Regions from separate parts of the Mus musculus genome. Here region 2 is linked to region 1. Evidence: chromatin loops called from intact Hi-C (ENCODE). Cell type or tissue: left cerebral cortex. All regions are shown on one strand. Each heading gives the region's core, and the rest is flanking DNA. Links, peaks and the distances in the headings are about the cores only.

Region 1 (5,384 bases), core at 276-5,275:
ATGCTCTCTGACAACAGTATTAGCCTTTGGGTTGGTGGAAGCTAGGGATCTTTTTTGTACATTCTAAAAGGATAAATACAACAGTCATAAGGGTGTTAGGTCACACGCAAAAATGGACAATAAGTTGGTGACTATTTGGGGGGCTAAAGATAGCTCACTATAACTTGGCTCCCGCTTCCTAATCAGATCTCGTTATTTGGCCAGATTCTTACTGATAGTTACTGCATTTCTGACAAACATTAACTTAAGTTCTCCTTTTAAAAATATGTTTTTGTGAAAGATCTCAAATTATTAAAAGAATTGCTCAATGAAGGAGCTAGAGAAAGGACCCAAGGTGCCAAAAGGGTTTGCAGCCCCATAGGGGGAACAACAATATGAACCAACCAGTATCCCCCCAAAGCTCCCAGGGACTAAACCACCAACTAAAGAGTACACATGGTGGGACTCATGGCTCCAGCTGCACATGTAGCAGAGATGGCCTAGTTGGTTATCAATGGGAGGAGAGCCCATGGTCCTGTGAAGGCTCTATGCTCCAGGGTAGGGAATGCCAGGGCCAGGAAGCAGGAGTGGGTGGGTTGGTGAGCAGGGGGAGGGAAGAGGGGATAGGGGATTTTCAGAGGGAAAACCAGGAAAGAGGATAACATTTGAAATGCAAATCAAGAAAATATCTAATAAAAATATGTTTAAAAAAAAAGACTTGCTTATGGAGGAAATGAAGACTAACCAAAACCAAATAAAGTTGATTGATAGAGCTTAAGGGTGGCCTGTTTGGAAATCTTTTAAACATTTTTAAATCGTGAACCCTTTTCAGCAGAAAAACTTTTATTTATCTTTGGTTATATAGGTACTTACAATAGGTGTACAAATCAAACATTTGCTGATAATATTTTGCTTGTTTGTTTTTGTTACAGTCTCACTATGTGGAACAGCATGCTCTGAAATTTACAGGCAACAACTTGCCTCTGTCTCTGAAGTGCTGGGATTAAAGTCATGCCCCAGCATACAAGGTAAATTTATTTTTACAAACAATTCTTTTGTACACATACATCTTTACTACTTAATTATGAGTAGAACAGAGATAGATATGTTTTTCTGATACAGCTCAATTCAAAGATACACTAATTTGATATATACTAAGGAATAATAGGAAAATATGAAAAGTTTTGCTTTCTGTAATCAAACTGCTCTTTCTATAAGAGTAGCAATGTTTGTACAAACTGTAAAGACACCACAATTCATAACACATAGTAGATGAAATCTGATCTGAGGCAGTTACTGTCATGAACACAGCAAAGTACAGTTGTAGAGATTTGAGACCCAAAGCTTATTCCAGAAGCAAAGCCAGAGATAGGCTGCGTTTTTAATCAAGTTTTGGTCAGCTCCTGGTCCCCAGGGTTGCCATGAACAGTTTAAAAGTGTTGGTTTAATTGAAAGGTCTTTTGCAGGAGGCAGCCAGAGAAGCAAGGAGAGAGCACACCAGCTACCCGTTAGGAAGGCAAACTGCCCATCCCAGCCATTTTTGTTTATTTACAAAAGACAAAGATCAGAAAAGTTTCTAATAAGAATTTAACAGATGGGCTGTTGAAATGGCTTAGTGTGTAACAGCACTGACCACTCTTCCAAAGGACTTGAGTTCAAATCCCAGCAACCACATGGTGGCTCACAACCATCCATAATGAGATCTGATGTCTTCTTCTGATGTGTCTGAAGACAACTGCAGTGTACTTATTTATAACAATAATTAAATCTTTGGGCCAGAGCGAGCAGAGGTCCCTAAATTCAATTCCCAACAACCACATAAAGGCTCACAACCATCTGTACAGCTACAGTGTACTCACATACAAAAAAAAAAAAAAAAAAAAAAAACAACAAAAAAAAAAAACTTAAACAAAAAGAACTTAACAGATAAGCCATCTTTCCAACCCTGAGCAATATCTTTCAAATTAAAAAAAGACATTCATGTAGCATCTTAAATTAAAGTGCAGCCTTATCTATAAGCCTGTAAGAGTAATATCCTGCCCCTTGGTAACAAAGACCATACAAAATGTACTCAAACTTAATACTGATAATCATAATAGAATTTAATAGTTCATTACAGGAGCCCAGTGCTCCATGAGTTTCTAAATGTAATTTAACCTGGAATTTAGAGGTATCCAGTCTCGCACTCACTGGAAAATTCCTTTTGGTCAGGAAAAGGAATATCTTTAAACCTAGAAAAAGCTTCTAGTCCCTCTTGCTGATCCTTGTCTAGCTGAACATGTGGGTTAGCTTGGTTGGCCGGGGCAATACCAGTCCTCCATCAGAGAGGGCGCTGTACAACAGGCCATGCATGTGGCCCAGCTAGCATACGCTCTCTATGGGCGACACTCAGCCGGCTGTCAGGATCCCCTCTGAAGCTAAGATTTGCGGAAGTGTTTCTAGGCGACAGAGCTCTCAGATGACGCCTGCGCAGTGCCACCGGCGGCGGGGGTGGCTGACGCTGCCGGGTTGAGGGAGTTCCTGCGGGTGGCTGTCACCGCCCCGTTTCTCTCCCGATGGTGCTCTCCTGAGGCCAGCTGCCTGCGGGCGTCGCCCCGGGATGGAGCACATCCGGACAACCAAGGTAGTCGGCGGGAGATCCTCGCAGCTGCCGGGGTCCATTGGGCAGAGGCGGACGGGCAGTTTGGGGGTGCGGGGCCTCCGTTGAGGGCCGGCAGTTTGGGGGTGCGGAGGCCGTGTGGACAGCGCAGGCGCCTTGGCAGGAGGTGCTTGGGGAGTCGGCAAACGGTGGCCGCCCAGCGAGCTTTGCTCTTTTGGACAAGACTGGGGCTGCTTTTTACTTTGGGGGATTTCGGCCGATCGCCGCCTGGCTCGCCCCCAGGCTGGTGGGTCCAGTTATCCATCAGTGCTGTGCTGTTCTTGAACCAGTCTTGCTCTGGTTTAAGTGCCCCGCCCGCTCTTTTCCGCGGTGCAAATATTAGCGCATCCGAGGCCACTCACTTTTCTAGTTCTCCAGACACTTAGAGTTGATACTTCTGTGCTTCCAACTTTAGGCATTGTCTTAAGTGTAGGGAGCCAACTTGACAGCAGTTATGCAGAAGGGGAAAGAAAGGCTGTGTCATATTGTAAAAGGTCCATGGAACTTTCCTATAACTGAGCTTGTTTGTCAAGTCCGTGCTTAATTTTTCTGTGTGAGAAGAATTCAGAGAATGGCCAAACTTCAGCCTCAGAAAGGGCCAAAACAGAAATGGAGATCAAAGGGCGTGAATGACCTTTTAAGATGAGGAAAAACACCTCTCTGGGCTTTGCCAGAGCCTTAACTGTCACTTACTGTCTGTCCTAAAGGTCTTAAAGTTACAGGTCATTTGGGAATAAACTGCATTTTTTTCTTCATTATTCTTTAAAACGCTTCACAGTCCTTGATGTTATGGATAACATAACATGAATTTTTGTTAGGATTTATTTTGGAGTTTGCCTATACTATTTGTAGGAAATGTGGAGGTGCTCCTCTTCCAAAATTTTGGTTTTTTTGAGACAAGGTTTCTCTGTGTAGCTCTGGCTGTCCTGGAACTTGCACTGTAGACTAGGCTGGCCTTGAATTTACAGAGAGCTATCCTCCTTTGATTCCAAGTGCAGGGATTAAAGGTGTGCACCACCACTGCTTGGCAGATTTTATTTATTTATTTAAAGAGAAGGAACGTTTAAGTTGCTGACATTTAAAATTTGAAAATGGGAGGATGATTCGATGTACAGCAGAGGGTGCTAAGGCAGGGAAGAGAATGAGAGTGAGCATGGGAGCCCTTCTTGTCCCTGTCACAGGGCCCTAACAGCTGTCGGCTCAGAAACTGCCTTCTACTCTGAACCTCATTGCTTGTTTGCTGCTGAGAATCTCTCTCTCTCTCTCTCTCTCTCTCTCTCTCACACACACACACACACACACACACACATCAGTGAAAGCAAACAGAATCCAGTGAACTAAAAACACCCTGATCACTAAGTGAGCACTGGTGGGAAAATCTAGATGATTCCCTTCATTAGTTACAAAATGACCTCCGTCAGTTTATGAAGAACCGATCTGGCCTTTGGGGTGTATAGCTGTCATTTTTATGATCTTGAAGGTTGTTCCTGATTAAACCTTACTGTCTTCCTGGTAGGCCCATGCTGCTGTTAGGTAAGGCTGCTTTTTGCTCACCTTTTAGATCTGACCTTTTATGTCTTTTTTTAATGGTTAAGAGATTTCCAGTTGGTTTCCAACTGAAGTTGCTTCTTAAGGGACTGCCTTTGTTATTTTGTGTCACTGTTGTGGCAAGGAGGCGTTTCTCTAGAGAAGTCTTAAGTGGGTGTATATAGACTATAGTGGAACCGAGGTTTGCTGGGAACTAGCATGTACACACTTGACTGACACTGGCATCCCACACAAGAGCATCATGAACCTCACACTGTAGTCTGATAATTGTTATATAGACTCTACTGTTTCCTTAAATTATGGTTTGGAAAAAGTGTAGTCTTACAGAATTGCTTTGAACATAACCAAGTTTTTGTTTTTATTATGTATACTCTTCTCCCAAACATATTTAATTGCATAAAAATATGTTTTAGGCTAGGCGTGGTGGCGCACGCCTTTAATCCCAGAACTCGGGAGGCAGAGGCAGGCAGATTTCTGAGTTCGAGGCCAGCCTGGTCTACAAAGTGAGTTCCAGGACAGCCAGGGCTACACAGAGAAACCCTGTCATGAAAAAACAAAAGAAAAAAAAAAGTTTTAAACTCTGTGTAGTTTAATTGGTATAATCAGAATTGTTTGTAGGGCTCTCAGGATGGCTCAGTGTTGGTAAAGGGACCTGATGCCAAGCCTGACGATCGGAGCTGGTTCTCCAGAACCCACGCGGGGGAAGGAGGGAACCAACTTCTCAAAGAGTCTCTCTCAGCTCCACACAGGTTTCTTGGCCTGTGCATGCCCACCCCACCCTCAAGTAAAAGTAATAAACATTTTTAACTGATTATGATAATGTATGACTGTTCAGTGAGTTTCTTTTAATGTTGTTTAACAGCTGTCTTTGAAAAGTAATGATTACCTTCTGTTAGGCAATTATATCAGTGAACACAGTTATGTACCATTGTCATAATTTCACAATGTTCACATTTCACATATATGTTAGTTCATTAGCTCTCATCACCATGATGTTTACTTTTAATAATCACCTTGACACAAGGTAGAGTCACTTGGGAAGGGGGCCCAGTGACAGACATTGGCCTGTGAGGGTTTTTTTTTTCTTTTTGTCTTAATTGGCTGAGGTGGGGAAGGCCCATCCTAATGTGGGCAGCAGCATTTTGTGATCTGGATCCTGAATGTATAAAAGTAGAGAAAGCAAGGGGGCGGCATTTGTGCATATATTCTGTCTCTGCTC
Region 2 (5,384 bases), core at 277-5,276, 170 kb after region 1:
TTCTCTTTTCTTCAGCCTCTCTCTGTCTGTATATCCACCCATTTGCCTCAGTCTGTTGGGACAGTCTCTCCGTTTTCTGAAATGAAATGTTGCCTGATTCTAGAATAAAAATTAGTGCTTTCAAATCTGTCCACTGACATAATCCACTCTTACAGAGGCCTGAAGGATGATTCAGTGGGTAGAAAAAATGTTTGCTTTGGAAGACTGATGCTGTGGGTTCTATCTCTGGAACCAACATAAGATAGAGGGAGAGAACCAACCTCCCCATGTGCACGTGGAATGCTTGCCCCCGCTTACCCCCACAGGAGTATACACGATATTAATACATTGAAGATCTGGTGGTTAATCCGGTTTCTAGAGAGGACAAAAATCCTCTCTCCAGGGAAGGGCCTGGGGCTTAGATGTTGGTTTCAATGTCAATTTGCTACAAATCAGGATCCCCCGAATAGGAAGCTTCACCTGAAGAACTGTCCTGGTTGCCTTACTGATGTGGGGCGGGGGCTCACCCCAAATGTAGGTGACACTTTACGATCGCAGCACAGATAAAAACAGGCATACCAGAAGGAAGAGCATCTAGCAGGGTTTTGCTCAAAGGCTTCCCTCCTGACCCTTGATTGACTTACCCTGTTGTTGGGGCTGCTGCTGCTACCCCCTTTGATGACATCAGAACCAGCACGTCCAGGCTTCCATTACTGAGGAAGGATCTCTGAGCATTCTCAGGTCCTAAGGACCAGATTAGGACTGCTGAGGTGCCCAGCCATGTGGACTGGATGACTACTAGTTGTCAGGAGTGGGACAACTGTTGTTATTATTTTAACACAATCAATTTAATATAGAGAATTTAATATCTATATATGTATATATATAGATATTAGATATGTGCTGTATATAATCTGTACCTGTCAGTTCTGCTCTTTTAGGGCCCCCTGATTAATATAGGGGTTGATTGCTTTTGATCCCAAAGCTTTCTAAAGAGTCTGCCACCTGACAATGCTGTTATGTTGCGGACCACTGCAGCACGAGCTATGATAGACTCAGATCACAGCCCTAGTTAGGTCCATAAATCCTCCTTGCTAATCTTTTTAAAACCATATTTTTCTATCTCAAAACAAAATCCCCTGGAGAATCCAGATCCTTATATAAACTTCACATCGACAAGTCACACTACTTACCTGTGAATGCTGAGAGAAGCCGTGGGGGAAAAGCCACTGTTTGCAATCCTCCTATAGCTAACTGTGACTAAAGCCAGGGTTAGGGTCCAGCAAGAGCCCTGGTACTGAAATGACTTTCCAAGTTATCAAGAAAGGTTGGAATAATCAGCTACTTGGCCTCTTCCAGTCTGTCCCTGCTGATTCAGCATGTTTGACCCTCACACCCATTTCAACGTTCAGAATATTCCTTTGTTCTAAATGTTGAGTTTTCTATTAAATAATTGGGTGTCATTCAAGGAGGCAAGCACTCAATTTCAAGGCAGATAACAAGCACTCACACACACATACACACACACTCATGCACACACATGTGCACACATGCACTCACAAACTCACAAATACACACACATACACATGCACATTCACATGTGTACATACATTCACACATAAATGCACAGAGATAAACATATGCACAGAGATACACACATGCACACATACACACATGCACACACACACATATGTACACATGCACAGAGATGCACACAAACACACATACTCACGCACATGCGCACACATGTGCATACACACAGACACACAGACAGATGCAGAGTACCACAGTTGCCCATGCCATATTTCCCCTTAGAGTTTGCTCAGGTCAGTTGTCCTGAGCCTTGGACGTGATGTTATTATGATGGATACAGACTCACTTCTGTTCCTCTCAGGCAAACCCTGCTTGTACCCACTACCTTGCAGAAAGTCTGGCTTCTCGCCACTCTGTTTGGGATCTGCAAGGTGGGTTTGGGACCCTGTCATGGGGTTCTGAGGATACCATCTAGAGCGTTGTCACTGTTAGAGAAGATGAGCAAGAAAAAAGTCAGTTAAGGTCACCCCCTGCAGACCACCACTGAATCCTTGCCAGGGAGTGCTTCAGAGGGATCTCTGAACACAGCAACTAGGAAAAAAGAAATTGGGTACCAATAGAAATAATTATTATTTATTTGACCAAAGAGCTCTATCAGAGGAGCAGAATGTGGGGCATGCCAAGAAAGATGCCCAAGCAGGTGGTGAGAGTGTCCACTTGACCCCAAGCAGAAGGTGCTGCTTATTTTAGCTACTGCCCTTGAGACAGGAGAAACAGATCCGGACCTCAGGAAACGAAGGTGTGAGTGCTCAGACCACTTCTTTGTATAAAAGGCTATAGTAAAGCCAGAGGGAACTTCACCAGTAAAGGTGCTTGCCACAAATCTCCAGGACCTACATGGTAGAAGGAAAGAAATGACTCTCGCAAGTTGTCCTCAAAAGCATCCACGTAGCCCTCATCCCACACAACTAAATAATGTCTAAGAGAAGTTTAGGTGGCCAAGGGGACAACGTCTTGAGATCTCAGACATTGTTCTCATGGTCATTCCAGGACACCAAGAGCTCCCAAGAGTCGCTCTTTAGGAAGCCAAGCCTTCCAGCCTACGGCATGGTCAGAACTTGGGGTTACTTGATAGTTGGGATTCTCAAACCATCTTACCAGTGTTGCTGAGTCGGGACTCTCCAGAAGAGGCAGCAGCAGACTGGGCCACCCAGTGGTCACCTGGCAGAAACATCTTCAAGGGAGTGATGCTACTTCCTACAATCAGTAAAATTGCTCATCTTGTGGAGAACAGTCATATCAGGGGAGTATTTGGTAAATATTATTGAGTCAGAATGTGGGGAATAGAAAAGCCACACTTTGCTGAGCCTTGAAAAAAGAAATTCAAGGGCTATGCGTTTACATTTACACTCAGTTCTCAGGCACAAAGATTGCCTATACTGTTTAATCCCTCGACTTCTGGGAGGAGTATAAGGGACTGTGGAGCTGAAGTCTGGGGTGTCTACTAGTACAGATTGATGATTAAGGAGTATATGAATATTTTGGGTGTTTCAGAAATGAGACCAGTCCTTTTCTTAGACAAGGAAGAATTACTTTATATTCCACAGGCAGTTCAAGAGTTCATCTTATTTCTAGAACTGTGCCATTCAATAGAATCACACACTCTCTTGTTAATATAAATAGATTGCCGAACAACCTAATTATTATACAAAAATGCATATATGTGTAAGTGCAGGCATTTATAGTCTGGCATATTTTTTCTATTTAAAAGATTTAAGATATGTATATTTAAATATGTAGTGTTTGAAATAGGATAATATGTGTAAGTCATGGTTTTTATAGCAAACCAACCACAGATGAAAAATATTTTGGGGTAAATATCCAAAATGTTCCTGTATCAGTTAGGTTTGGGGATTTTGATTTTGCCAGCCTGACACATGCTATCTGAAAAGATGTCATCTTAACTGAGAAAGTGTCCCCATTAGACTAGCAGATAGGCAAACATGTGTGTCATTCTCTTGATTAATGATTGACATAGGAGGGTCCAGCCCACTGTGGACAGTGCCATCCCTGGGCAGGAGGTCCCTGGTGGTGTAAGAAAGCAGGCTGAGAAAGCCACAGGGAGTGGGGAGCAGTGTTTCTCCATGGCTTTGGGCTCAGTCCTGCCTCCAGGTTCCTGCCTGGCAATCCTTCTCCCACTGTCCTTGATGATAAATTATAATCCCAAAGAGAACCAAACCCTTTCCTCCCCAAATTGCTCTTGGTTGTGGTGTTTATTGCTGCAACAGAAAACAAATCAGTACAGTTCCTCAAAGCAACATTTGAAATTGACACACCCTGAGCTCTGTGCTGAATGTACACAAGTGCAGTGCCCTGTAGGCACCTAACATGTGCTTCACATTACCTAGCGGTGACAGAAAATGTGCTGAAGGGTTCATGGAGGTTCCAGGTAAACGGGGTTCTAGGAGGGGCTTGGGCACCTTCTAGGCTAGAAGTCTTGGAGCCTGTTGGTGACTGTGTTACACAGATGCCTGCTGTATTCATGTAAGTCATAGATCCTGCATAGTATAATGGCAGGAGCCATCTAGAATAGATTAAAGGATAGGTTAAAGATGACTTTATAACTTTCCTGGAGATGGCCTACCATTTTTTTTAATGGACTGTGATAGGCAAGCTCTTGGAGGCAAGGCCTGAGAGATTTCATTTCACGATTGATTCTCGCTATCAATATGCCTTTCCTGTCATTATTAAACTAATATAATCCCTAGGCATTAGCCCACCCTACTGAACAGATTTCCTGCAGATCTATGATGTACTGTCTTTTAATGATGCTATGTAGACAAATGGGTGGTTTTTAAATTCCTAATAATGATTCTATAGAATTCCTAAGTTTATACTATAGAAAGGGCTGCAAAGTCTTCATGTGCCATGCATTAATTGTACTAAAATAGAAATCAGGCATGTAACAAATTTATAATCAGACATTCCTCTCTGGTTGTAAAACTATTATCTGATAATGAAGGTCCTAAACTGTGAATAAACAGTTTATTGTAGGTACAAGGGCAGAAGATAAAATATTGACTGGATATATATATATATATATATATATATATATATATATATATATATTCAATACTAATGAGACACTAGGCAGACGATTGGCTAACTTAGACCTAAGAATTATAGTCTTAAACTGTAATTTATCTGTTGGGCTAGTGGCAGATAATGAATCTTTAGTTAGATAACTAGACTTAATGAAAACACACATAAACATCTCTGTTGTAACTTCTTATTCCAATTATGATTTGAATTTATGTTTGAACTGGTAGTGAACCTTTGAAAAAAAATGTTCGGAATACCATGTGGTCATTCTCCTAAGTAAGTACAGAAAACTAGGAACGAAGACATCAAGTAAGCAAAGGAGACTCGAAAAGAAGCAGGGTTGAAGCAAAATAGCAGCAGAAGAGACAGTGGAATACAGAAGTATAACTGGGCTGAGGAGAGAGGCGAGGCAGGACAGAGCACAAAGAGTGGAGTAGAAGGAGCTGCAGAGAGAGCAGAAAGCCGCGGGCAGGCTTCTCCATACCATGGGACAGGAGTTTGCTTAACAGCAAGGCAGATAGAAGCTTTTCCTTTCTCTATACAATGAAGACTGAAGCTTATTATTCATCCAGGATTGAGTTCTTTCTCTGCTGGTGCTTGGACTTTTGCTCCATTCACCAAATATACACATGCATTGTAAGTATAGAGGTGTGTGTGTGTGTGTGTGTGTGTGTATACATAAATACTTGCGGAGTTCATGAGACAGATGGTTGGGCCCAGCATGTCTGTGCGTGTGTGCATGTATGAAATATTTGTATGACTGTGTATGT

The links. Hi-C counts contacts between places; a loop is a spot of excess contacts. Peaks named below come from ENCODE experiments on the same cell type or tissue, not always from the same donor. Only the 100,000 strongest peaks of a DNase experiment are listed, where the experiment ranks them.
Region 2: it touches region 1 in a loop (10-fold over the local background); 2 of 42 quality-filtered maps call a loop at or near these places.

Annotation. Positions count from the first base shown.
Region 1 is chr14:60,262,760-60,268,143 of GRCm38, forward strand. Mtmr6 (myotubularin related protein 6) reads left to right here and starts at 2,446. Exons shown (of 14, transcript NM_144843.4): 1 at 2,446-2,602. The coding sequence starts at 2,579. It overlaps Gm38641 (a long non-coding RNA gene), which reads left to right. Exons shown (of 3, transcript XR_874661.1): 3 at 912-1,148. In left cerebral cortex, for the core only: a CTCF peak has its summit at 2,306; DNase peaks (open chromatin) are centred at 2,382 and 3,717; H3K4me3 peaks cover 1,409 bases; H3K27ac peaks cover 843 bases.
Region 2 is chr14:60,433,010-60,438,393 of GRCm38, forward strand. No RefSeq gene overlaps it. Among named protein-coding and RNA genes, the nearest start is that of Amer2, 58 kb to the left of the region's middle. In left cerebral cortex, for the core only: a CTCF peak has its summit at 2,700; a DNase peak (open chromatin) is centred at 2,694.